Regions from separate parts of the Homo sapiens genome. Here region 1 is linked to region 2. A link is a contact called in ENCODE Hi-C or POLR2A ChIA-PET data. All regions are on one chromosome and are shown on one strand. The core of a region is the stretch at or near the end of the contact, and the rest is flanking DNA. Distances in the headings are between cores, read along the strand shown.

Evidence for each region. Hi-C counts contacts between places; a loop is a spot of excess contacts on that map. ChIA-PET counts read pairs that join two places held with the same protein, here RNA polymerase II (POLR2A). Pooled maps may share reads with other maps.
Region 1: a loop to region 2 is called in a map of naive thymus-derived CD4-positive, alpha-beta T cell, with 4 times the contacts of the local background. The contact joins two enhancer-like sites. A Hi-C loop is called at or near these places in 1 of 168 maps with a recorded cell type or tissue (naive thymus-derived CD4-positive, alpha-beta T cell), 1 of 37 single-sample maps with no recorded cell type and 7 of 50 pooled maps. POLR2A ChIA-PET finds 5 or more read pairs at or near these places in 6 of 52 experiments (GM12878, H1, Panc1 and 3 more).

The regions. Positions count from the first base shown.
Region 1 is chrX:119,772,431-119,777,798 of GRCh38, reverse strand. No RefSeq gene overlaps it. Among named protein-coding and RNA genes, the nearest start is that of SNORA69, 12 kb to the left of the region's middle. Within about 2 kb of position 2,123, at least 2 of the 41 ENCODE cell types and tissues checked have a DNase peak (open chromatin) inside an H3K27ac peak, as active enhancers do.
Region 2 is chrX:119,651,693-119,657,550 of GRCh38, reverse strand. SEPTIN6 (septin 6) reads left to right here. Exons shown (of 11, transcript NM_145799.4): 4 at 4,511-4,697. Among named protein-coding and RNA genes, the nearest start is that of MIR766, 7.8 kb to the right of the region's middle. RefSeq lists an enhancer at 2,021-2,070. Within about 2 kb of position 3,275, at least 10 of the 41 ENCODE cell types and tissues checked have a DNase peak (open chromatin) inside an H3K27ac peak, as active enhancers do.

The DNA of each region.
Region 1 (5,368 bases), core at 874-3,373, 120 kb before region 2:
GAAGAATGCTAGAGATAGTATGTGTTCCTGTTATCTATTGCTGTGTAACAAACTATCCCAAAACCTAGTGGCCTGAAACGAGCATTTTGTTTCCATTCCTGGGTCAGGAAGTTGGGAAGACCTTGGCTGATTGCTTTTTTTCTGATCTAGTGGGGGTAGCTGGGGCTGGAGGATTCGCTTCCAAGATGCCTTTTCCACTCACCTGCTGGGTGCCTTAGTGCTGCTTGGCCTTCCTCTCCCTCTCCTTACATGGCATCTCATCCTACAGGGCCGCTTTATGTGGCTTGGCCTTCTCACGGCATGATGGTCTTGGGTAGATGACTGCTTATGTGATGACTGGCCTGATCATGTGTTCCAAGAGACAGGAACTGGAAGCTGCCAGTCTCTTAAGACCTGGGCCCTAAAACTGGCACCGGGACCAGCTTCCTGGGGGTGGTCGTGCAGTTGCACAGGGCTCTGTGCTTAGCTTGATGCTCTGATTTTGCTATCTTGAAATCCCTTTTTTTTTTTTTTCTGAGATGGAGCCTTGTTGTGTTGCCCAGGCTGGAGAGCTATGGCGTGATCTCGGCTCACTGCAACCTCCACCTCCTGGGTTCAAGCGATTCTCCTGCCTCAGCCTCCCGAGTAGCCGGGATTACAGATGCATACCACCATGTCCGGCTAATTTTGTGTACTTTTAGTAGAGACAGGGTTTCAACATGTTGGCCAGACTGGTCTCAAACTCCTGACCTCAAGTGATCCACCGGCCTCGGCCTCCCAAAGTGCTGGGATTACAAGCGTGAGCCACCACGCCCAGTCTTTCTTGAAATTCTTAATTTCTTAAAAGGGGTCTCACATTTTCAGTTTGGGCTCCACAAATTACGTAGCTGGTCCCACCCAGACTGGGTTATCCCTTTTCCTGTATTTTTTTGGTCTAAGCAGTTCCAGAACCCATCCAGATTCAAGGGAAAGTGTGATAGAGGCCACCTCTCAATGGGAAGAGTATCAAAGGACTTATGGTCATCTTTAATCCATCACAGCATGGTATGGGAAAGGAGAAAGAGCACTGGTATCAAGAAATCTGAGGCTTAGTCCCAGTTTTACAGCTACAACTAGCCTGCCACTAACAAGCCACCACAGCTTTGGGGACCTGTTTTCTTCCATTTGAAATGAGGAAATTGGACTTGATCGCTAACCTCTAAAATCATGAACCTATAATGCCACATTTGTAACTGTCTAATGTACATCTAACATGGTGTTCATTAGAAAAACTGTTTCCAGGCCGGGCATGGTGGCTCAGGCCTGTAATCCCAGCACTTTGGGAGACTGAGGCGGGTGGATCGCTTGAGGTCAGGAGTTGGAGACCAGCCTGGTCAACATGGTGAAACCCCATCTCTGCTAAAATTATAAAACTTAGCCAGGCATGGTGGCAGGCACCTGTAATCCCAGCTACTTGGGAGGCTGAGGCAGGAGAATCGCTTCAACCCAGGAAATAGAGGTTGCAGTAAGCTGAGATCGCGCCACCGCACTCCAGCCTGGTGACAAAGTGAAACTCTGTTTCAAAAAATGAAAGAAAAAAGAAAAATTGTTTCCACGGGGCTCTCCAAAGGAAGAAGGGCATGGGAACTGAAGGCAAATGAATACAAAAAACACAACTATTAGTTAAATCAGAAAGCCTGTGGATCTAAATTCAAGGTCAGCTGCCTCCAACTCCCACTTGTTCATTCTCAAACACCCGTTTCAGACTATGAGGCAGATACATAGTGTTGTATCTGTGCTGGGTGCTGAGCTGCAGCAGTGAACCACAACCACAGGCCCACATCTTCTTGGACTCCCAGCCTACATGGAGGCAGATGACAGTGCCGACACAGCTCCTAGTGCAGAGTGCTGCGGCAAGGAAGGCACTAGGGTCTTGGGAACCTGTACCGAACACGGGAGGGACTGAGGAAGAGCAAACTGAGCCCTGGAGGCCCACGAGGAGCTAGGTTTTGCGGCTGAGGCTGCCGGGTGGAACGTTCATGTCCTATGCAGAGGAAACAGACTGTGAAAAGGCCCAGTCAAGAGAAAGCTGGGAGATCGGGAACTGAAAGTTACTGCATGGCAGGAGTGTAGAAAGGGGATGTATTCGTGGGTGAAGAAAGAGGATGCGAACAGGAAGTAGTGAATAGGAATGAGGCTGGAGAGGTAAGCAGACGCCAGATCACGAGGAGCCTCTAAGTCTTAAGTGAGAGCTTCAATTCTATCCTGAGGCCAAGAGAAACATTAAAGAGTTCAAAAGTAGACAGTGGCCTATCAGGTTTGGGTTTAAGAAATCATCGAGGTTAGTAGGCTGGGCGTGGTGGATCATGCCAGTAATCCCAGCACTTTGGGAGGCTGAGGCAGGCAGATCACCTGAGGTCAGGAGTTCAAGACCAGCCTGGCCAATATGGTGAAACCCCGTCTCTACTAAAAACACAAAAATTAGCTGGGCTTGGTGGCACATGCCCGTAATCCCAGCTATTCAGGAGGCTGAGGCAAGAGAATCACTTGAACCTAGGAAGCGGAGGTTGCAGTGAGCTAAGATCCTGCCACTGCACTGCAGCCTGGGTGACAGAGCAATACTCTGTCTCAAAAAAAAAAAAAGAAAAAAAAAAGGAAAGGAAAGAAAGAAAAAGAAAAGAAAAAACAGAATGTGTTTAACTTCCTGCAACCAAACCTGTGAACTCACCTGTATGTGCGCCCTCTTTTTCCTCCTGCACTCCTGTTATAATAATAACAGCTACCATTTATGCAATGTTCCTATGTGCAAGACACAATGGTAAGCATATTACATGCATTATCTCCTTTAATGATCAGCCCAAATTTATGAGGCAGGTACTCATAATTCCTTTTTTTTCCCCCTTGAGACGGAGTCTCACTCTGTCACCCAGGCTGGAGTGCAGTGGTGCGATCTCGGCTCACTGTAACCTCTGCCTCCTGGGTTCAAGCAATTCTCTGCCTCAGCCTCCCGAGTAGCTGGGATTACAGGCACCTGCCACCATGCCTGGCTAATTTTTGTATTTTTAGTAGAGACGGGGTTTCACCATCTTGGCCAGGCTGGTCTTGAACTCCTGACCTTGTGATCCACCCGCCTTGGCTTCCCAAAGTGCTGGGATTACAGGCATGAGCCACCAGTCCTGGCCAATTCCATTGTATTATAGTCAAGGAAAGTAAGACTCAGGGAGAGTGAGTGACTTACCCAGGGTCTCACAGCTAGAAGGTGGTAGAACTAAGCTCTAATCAGACTGTCTGACTCCAGAGTCTCCTCCTCTGTGAGACAAATTCCTAGTCCTATGCTCTGCCTTATCCCTTCCCACCTCTTGGGAGCTTTGATCCATTGACTATTCGTGTTGACTCCTCTGTCTTCCTACTTCTCCTTTTCTTTTGAGTCCTTTGTGTCATTACACAAACAAGCTGTGCCTCCCAAGCCAAAATAAAACCCCTCTCCTGGCCGGGCACGGTGACTCATGCCTATAATCCCAGCACTTTGGGAGGCCGAGGCAGGCAAATCACGAGGTCAGGAGTTTGAGACCAGCCTGGCCAACATGGTGAAACCCCGTCTCTACTAAAAATACAAAAATTAGCTGGGCATGGTGGTAGGCGCCTGTAATCCCAGCTACTCGGGAGGCTGAGGCAGGAGAATCGCTTGAACCCGGGAGGGGGAGGTTGCAGTGAGCCGAGATCACGCCACTGCACTCCAGCCTGGGTGACAGTGCGAGACTCTGTCTCAAAAAAAAAAAAAGAAAAGAAAAAAACCCTCCAGTAACCCCACAGCTACCTCCAGTTCTCTCTTGATTTGCTTATCCACGTATCCAACTGTCTATTGGATCTCTTCACCTCGATGTCATATAGCCAATCTCAAACTTAATGTATCCAAAACAAGTTTTGATCCCCTTCCCCTACCCACCAAAAAAACCTATTCTTCTCATGGCCCTTCCTCTCAGTAAATGACACCACCATCCACCCTGTTGCTCAAGTCAGAAACCTGAGCATCACCCTTGCCACCTCTGTCTTCCTCCTCCCCTACATTCAGTCAATCACAAGTCTTGTTGATTCCATGAAATCTCTCTTATCTGTCCATCTGACTCTACAGACCATAGCCTCTTACCAGTCCCTCTAATCCTAGCCTACTCCTCTCCATCCCGAATCAGTGGGTTCTCAGCAGCAGTCCACATGCTAACGTTGATGCTTTTTTTTTTTTTTTTGAGACAGAGTCTCACTCTGTCACCCAGGCTGTAGTGCAGTGGCGCGATCATGGCTCACTGCAGCCTCGACTTCCCAGGCTCAGGTGATCCTCCCATCTCAGCCTCCCAGGTGGCTGGGACTATAGGCATGTGCCACCATGCCCAGCTAATTGTTTTCTATTTTGTAGAGATGGGGTTTTGCCATGTTGCCCATGCTGATTGAGAACTCCTGGGCTCAAGTGATCCACCCGCCTTGATTCTGTAATCTGTGGGATTACAGAATCCTAGTACTTTGGGAGGCTGAGACAGGCAGATCACCTGAGGTTGGGAGTTCGAGACCAGCCTGGCCAGCATGGTGAAACCCCGTCTCTACTAAAAATACAAAAAAATTAGCCGGGCGGGGTGGCAGGCGCCTTTAATCCCAGCTACTCGGGAGGCTGAGGCAGGAGAACTGCTTGAACCCGGGAGGCGGAGGTTGCAGTGAGCCGAGATTGCGCCATTGCACTCCAGCCTGAGCGACAGAGCAAGACTCCATCTCAAGGAAAAAAGAAAAGATGCCCGGGGCCTCATGAGTGAGTGTAATGGGTAGAGTGTTAACATAGCCTGAGCAGCAGGGAAGACATCCCCAAGGAGGTAACATTTAATCTGACACCTGAAATGAAGGATGAGTGGGTGAATGAAGGATGAGTGGGTCAGGTGAAGTCAGGAGCAAGGGAGAGGGGAAAGTGTTTCTGGAGAGTGAACAGCATGCAGGAACCCCAGGGTTGAGAAGAACATGGCTGTTCGAAGGATCAGCAAGGAGGACTGAGTGGCTGGAGCAGAGTGAGGGAGGGTAAGTGGGGAAGGGAAAAAACAACTTTGGGAGAGGCAGGGAGGGTGCAGTGGCTCATGCCTGTAATCCTAACACTTTGGGAAGTTGAGGAGGGTGGGCCACTTGAGCCCAGGAGTTGGAGACCAGCCTGGGCAACAGGGTGAAACCCTGTCTCTACAAACAATACAAAAAGCTAGCCTGGTGTGGTGGCATGCACCTATAGTCCCAGCTACTCGGGAGGCTGAGGTGGGAGGATCACTTGAACCCGGGAGGTCGAGGCTGCAGTGAGCTGTAATCACACCACTGCACTCCAGCGTGGGTGACAGAGTAAGCATCTGTCTCAAAAAAAAAAAAAAAAAAACAAAACAAAACAAAC
Region 2 (5,858 bases), core at 2,026-4,525:
ATAGAGCGAGGCCTCGTCTCTAAAAAATAGATAAAAAAGAAAGCTTGTCTGAGCTGGGAGAAATACACAAGGCCATGTCTAGAGGGGGACAAGGAGGTCAGGGGCAACTCTTGAGGATGGGAGAGATGATGAGGGCTTGAACAGGAAGAGAAGCTTTGAGGATAGAGAGGAGGGGCAGATTTGAGAGAATTGACAAGACTGAGAACCAAGTTGCCGTGGAAACCTAGTCCACTTTATAAACTTAAATGTCTACTATGTGACAAGTACAGTGTGAAGTGTCAGAGATACTAAGAAATAAGGCACAGTTTTTTTGTTTTGTTTTTTTTTTTTTTGAGACGGAATCTCACTCCGTTGCCCAGGCTGGAGTGCAGTGGTGCGATCTCGGCTCACTGCAACCTCCGCCTCCCAGGTTCAAGCAATTCTCCTGCCTCAGCCTCCCGAGTAGCTGGGACTACAGGTGCCTACCACCATGCCTGGCTAATTTTTGTATTTTTAGTAGAGACGGGGTTTCACTGTGTTGGCAGGGCTGGTCTCGAACTCCTGACCTCAGGTAATCCGCCTGCCTCGGCCTCCCAAAGTGCTGAGATTATGGGTGTGAGCCACCCCACCTGGCCTCCACATTTTCACATTTTCTTTATTTTATTTTATTTATTTAATTATTTTTTGAGACGGAGTCTCACTCTGTCGCCCAGGCTGGAGTGCAGTGCCTCAATCTTGGCTCACCGCAACCTCCGCCTCCTCGGTTCAAGCAATTCTCCTGCCTCAGCCTTCTGAGTAGCTGGGATTACAGGCGCACGCCACCATGCCCAGCTAATTATTATATTTTTAGTAGAGACGGGGTTTCACCCTGTTGATCAGGCTGGTCTCGAACTCCTGACCTCGTGATCCGCCCACCTTGGTCTCCCAAAGTGCTGGGATTACAGGCGTGAGCCACTGCGCCTGGCCTCCACATTTTCTTTATCCGGTCATCAGTTGATGGACATTTGGGTTGTTTCCACCTTTGGGCTACTGTGAATAATTTACTCAAGCTGGGTTCACCAAGTCCCACCTCCCTGGCCGTCTTCCCATTGCTCAAACCTGTCAGACTGGTTTCTGCCTCAGAACCATCCTCACATTTATTATTCCCACTGCCTGGAATGCTCTTCACCCAGATCTCTCCATGGCTCTGTCATCCTCATCCTTGCGGCTCAAATGTCACACCCTTAGAGAAGCCTTCCCTGATCACTGTATTTAAAGTAGTTGAACCCTCAATCACATGTATATCCCATTATCCTATTGGAGTATCTTCATAGTACATATCATTATCCGAAATGAATAAGTATTATTGTCTAGACCAGGGGTTATTTTGTGCCATTGGCCCCGTTAGCAATCTAGTGAGGCCTATGGGCTCATTCTCAAAATAATGTTTTTAAATGCCTAAAATATACCAAGTATACTAAAAATACAGTTACTAAAATATTTAAAAATTGTGACTTAGCAATCCATGTGCTTCTCTATCAATTCCAGAAGTAATAATATCTATATGCAGGCTTAATAATTACCAGAATTTGAATGTTGTAATGAGTATAAATGCTATTTTGAGCTATTTACAACAACTGGAATGGGAAATGATGATATCAGTGATTTCTATTGGTTATGAAATCACAGGTACTGCTAACATTACTATAGATTGTTACCTATGTCTGCAGCTGAAGAAACTGCTAAACTTCAGTTAGAGATTAGTGAAAAAGATGTATTTTTTTCCTATCTAAGTTCACAGATCCTCTGAATTCTATTCACAGAACCTAGGAGGTCCATGAACCCTGTGTTAAGAACGGCTGTCTTGAAATGTCAAAGATTATCAGTAGTGATGGGGAGGGATGGAGTCTGTTGGAGCTGGTTTTGGTCGAAAATGGAGGAGATGAGGAGATCACAGTGAGCGAGGGAATCAAGAGCTAGAAGAAAGCTGCCCTCTCTGCCCTTCCATGGGACTTGGGTGTGGAGATGAAGAAATTTCCAGTTGAGAAGGATATGAGAAAAGCAGCATCTCTGAAGGATAGTCAGGTGTCACTTAGAGGAAGGAAGCAGTTTGGGAGGAGGTAGCCTATAAGAGTAAAGGATTTTGTTTACCACCCACTGGAGTCCAGTGAGCAGCACAACAGAGTGTGGGAGAGAGGTGGCCACCGTGGGAAGATGAGTCACTGGGGCCTGGGGGTGGAGGGAATGCAGAGCAGTAGCGGAAACTTTACTATGTTCCAGACAGCAGGCTAGACGTGGAGGATACAGAGATGAATAAGACGAAGATAAGCCACCCATTTAGGATTCGTCTACACCAAATCCTGGTGGCTGATTGGCTGGTTTGGCTGGTCTGATCCATGTACATCTTGAGAGCTTCCGAGAGCCAGAGGCAATTGCAGTAAGACAGGCACAGGGTATCACTACAGATTTCGGGGTGTGTGGGGGAGCTAAAAAATGCACTTTTTAGCTTTATTTTCTTTCCTCTGATTCCTTCTGCAAAGCAAAAAATGAAGTAAAAAAAAATTACGTAATTGAGAAAAAAAATGAAGCAGTGCCATCATCAACTATTTCAAATCAGCAAAACATCCAAAAATTAATTAAATAAGCCTAGGGGATACATTCCCCACCCTCACTCCAAATTCGTCAGGAACCTTCTAAGGATCTTTGCAACCAAGAGATTCTTTGATGCGATTACCCTTCGGAACAGTGGCTCGGAGGGATCAAAGGAATAAAGAAAGGACTATGTTTTTAGAGTTTTCTCTGGGGCTTGGGAGGCAGAGGTTGCAGTGAGTGGAGATCGCACCACTGCACTCCTGCCCGGGCAACAGAGCGAAACTCCATCTTAAAAAAAAAGATTTTTCTCTGGGGCTCCAGAGATAGCCTGCACCTGGATCTCAGCTCTGGCTGCAGCTCTCAGAATCTAGGATCCTGTGATTCTTTCTTAAAAGGCTATTTTCCCCTTCTCTACTAGGGGGATCTTTCAGAAAGGCTCAGCCTGGGAGCTGCTGCAGGTGGGAGGCATTGGCTGGGCTCAGCTCCTCCTTTGATCATCATGTTCCCTTCTGGCAGCGGTATCTGAAAACTCCCTGCCCTGGGCCCACATGACAAGCCTCTTCTAGCCTGAAGGGAGGCACCCCCTCAGCCAGAGAGGCAGCAGACAGACAGGGGAGATGAGAACAAGAGGCAGAGCTGAGCTAAGCTGACCTAGTTAGAGCAGAAAGAGGCCGTAGGGGTGACGGGGATGACGTGGGAGGGGACTGGGACAGAGGGAGAGGGAAGTTTCCCAGGGAGGCCCAGGAAAGAGAGACATAGAGGGCTGACTGTTGTTTAAGAAGCCTTGGCAAGACTTGGGGGCCACCTAGAGGAGCCGCGTGTGGAGACTCAGTGAGCTGGCGGGCCTGTGTCCATGTGTGCAGGGTGTGCGGAGGGGAGTAGCTTTACCAGATTTTGCCTGAATACTTTGTTTGTTTGTTTGTTTGTTTTTGGAGATGGGGTCTCACTCTGTTGCCCAGGCTGGAGTGCAGTGGCATGATCTCCACTCACTGCAACCTCTGCCTTCCGGGTTCAAGCGATTCTCCTGCCTCAGCCTCCTGAGTAGCTGGGATTACAGGCATGAGCTACCACAGCTGGCTAATTTTTGTATTTTTAGTAGAGACGAAGTTTTGCCGTGTTGCCCAGGCTGGTCTCGAATCCTGAGCTCAGAAGATCCGCCCGTCTCAGCCTCCCAAAGTGCTGGGATTACGAGCCATGATCCACTGTGCCTGGCCTGAATACTTAAAGTCACCACCTTGGCAGAAATGAGAATCAGAAAAATATCTTGACCTTGGGGGAGCCAAGTGTGGAGCTCCGCTAAACCTAGCGAGAATGAGCAAAAGCCCTGAATGTTCTCACAAGATTGCCCAGCAGTGGGCCAAAGAGAGGTCTTGTTACCCACTGTGTACCCAGCTCTCATCTAGGCACTGTAGGGCGAGATAAAGGGAGCAAAGACATGAGCCCAGCTTGGAGGAAAATCAGTCCCTCTACAGATACAGCCAGTGGGCTCCATGCTGTGTTGGGGCCCCCCGAGGGACAGACAAGTGCCCTTCACAGGCCCTGCTCTTTAGGAAGGCACAATCTATTTGAGAGAATCCTTGTGAAGCAACAATAAGTAATTGAATGCCATTTCTTGTTATGCCCCTGACTCGCAGAAGGGATTTCTGGCATAAGTGGGGAAGGCCGTAGGAAGGAGGAGGACATTAAGCTGAGCCCTGAGGTCTGGGAGGGCAGAATTGGGATGAGGAGAGAGAAAGGGGCATTCTAGTGAAGGTGCACAGATGGGCATAAGTTTGGCTCATGTAGGGACCAAGAAGGTGGCCAGGCTGACAAGATTGGAGGCCCACTGAAGGGAGATGGAGAAATGCAGTTGGATGGGAGAGAGTCAAGATTACAGAGGGCATTTGAAACTTCCAAAAAGGACGGTGTCAAAATCCAAGTTTTTGACGGGATCCGCCTCTGTCCCTGCTCTCCCTTTTAGCTACAAGCCTATCGTGGAATTCATCGATGCACAATTCGAGGCCTACCTGCAGGAAGAGCTAAAGATCCGAAGAGTGCTACACACCTACCATGACTCCCGAATCCATGTCTGCTTGTATTTCATTGCCCCCACGGGTCATTCCCTGAAGTCTCTGGACCTAGTGACTATGAAGAAGCTGGACAGTAAGGTATAGGAGGCAGGGGCGGGGGCGCTGGGGGCTCACTCTTACTGATCTCTTGTGCAAAGTAGATGTGGGATTCCGGGAGAGATTTGTGGCATCCTCATCCTCTCCCTCATTCCCTGTCCCTCCATAAAGATGGTGTTACGGATCCAGCACCAGCGTCGTAAGCTTTGTGATCTGTTTTCCCAGCACTAGGGATGGGCTTGCCCTGAGCTGTCTTTCTGCCCTGATCCCTCTTGGGGACTAGCAAGATGGCTCCCTGGGTCTAGGGGCAAAGGCTTTGGCAATGGAAAGCTGTTTTTTTCTTTGTCCGAATGTTAACTGGCTAGAATCAAACATGCAAACTTGACTTTGAAAGTTATTCTTGCTATCAATAATTACTTTTATGATTGCAGTTAACATTAAAACCCTCATTATATGCCAGCCCCGTGAAGTACACATTATTGTTATCTTCATTTTACAGAAGAGAAAACTGAGGCTCTCAGAGGTTAAGTGACTTGCTCATTGTCATATTGCTAGCTACTGGTAGAGTGCAGATTCTGTGACACTCAGATCTGTGACCCCATGTTATAATGCTTCCATGCCCGAGAAAGATGGCTGTGGGAATCAGGCGTTGTCTTCCTTTAAGAAAAACTTGGCTGGGTGCGGTGGCTCACACCTGTAATCCCAGCACTTTGGGAGGCCAAGATAGGCGGGTCATCTGAGGTCAGGAGTTCGAGACCAGCCTGGCCAACATGGCGAAATCCCGTCTCTACTAAAAATACAAAAATTAACTGGGCATGGTGGTGCGCATTTATAATCCCAGCTATTGGGGAGGCTCAAGCAGGAGAATCGCTTGAACCTGGAAGCGGAGGTTGCAGTGAGCTGGAATCATTCCACTGCACTCCAGCCTGGGCGACACAGCCAGACTCCGTATCAAAAAAATAATCGAATTCACATGCAGCCATTTAGTAGCACATCCACTCTAAGACTGAATTTCAGCTCTCATCAGAATAGGAGCAGTTTTTCATTTTTTGCAGCAATAGGCTCATGGCCCATGAATAAAAGGCTGCTCTTGAAATGTGGCCATGCCCTGCATGTCCTGTATAGGGGCATTGGTGAGCCACATGGCTGCAGGCCTGGTGGATGGGCCGAGTTAAGCCTTTGAGATAGATAGATACATATATA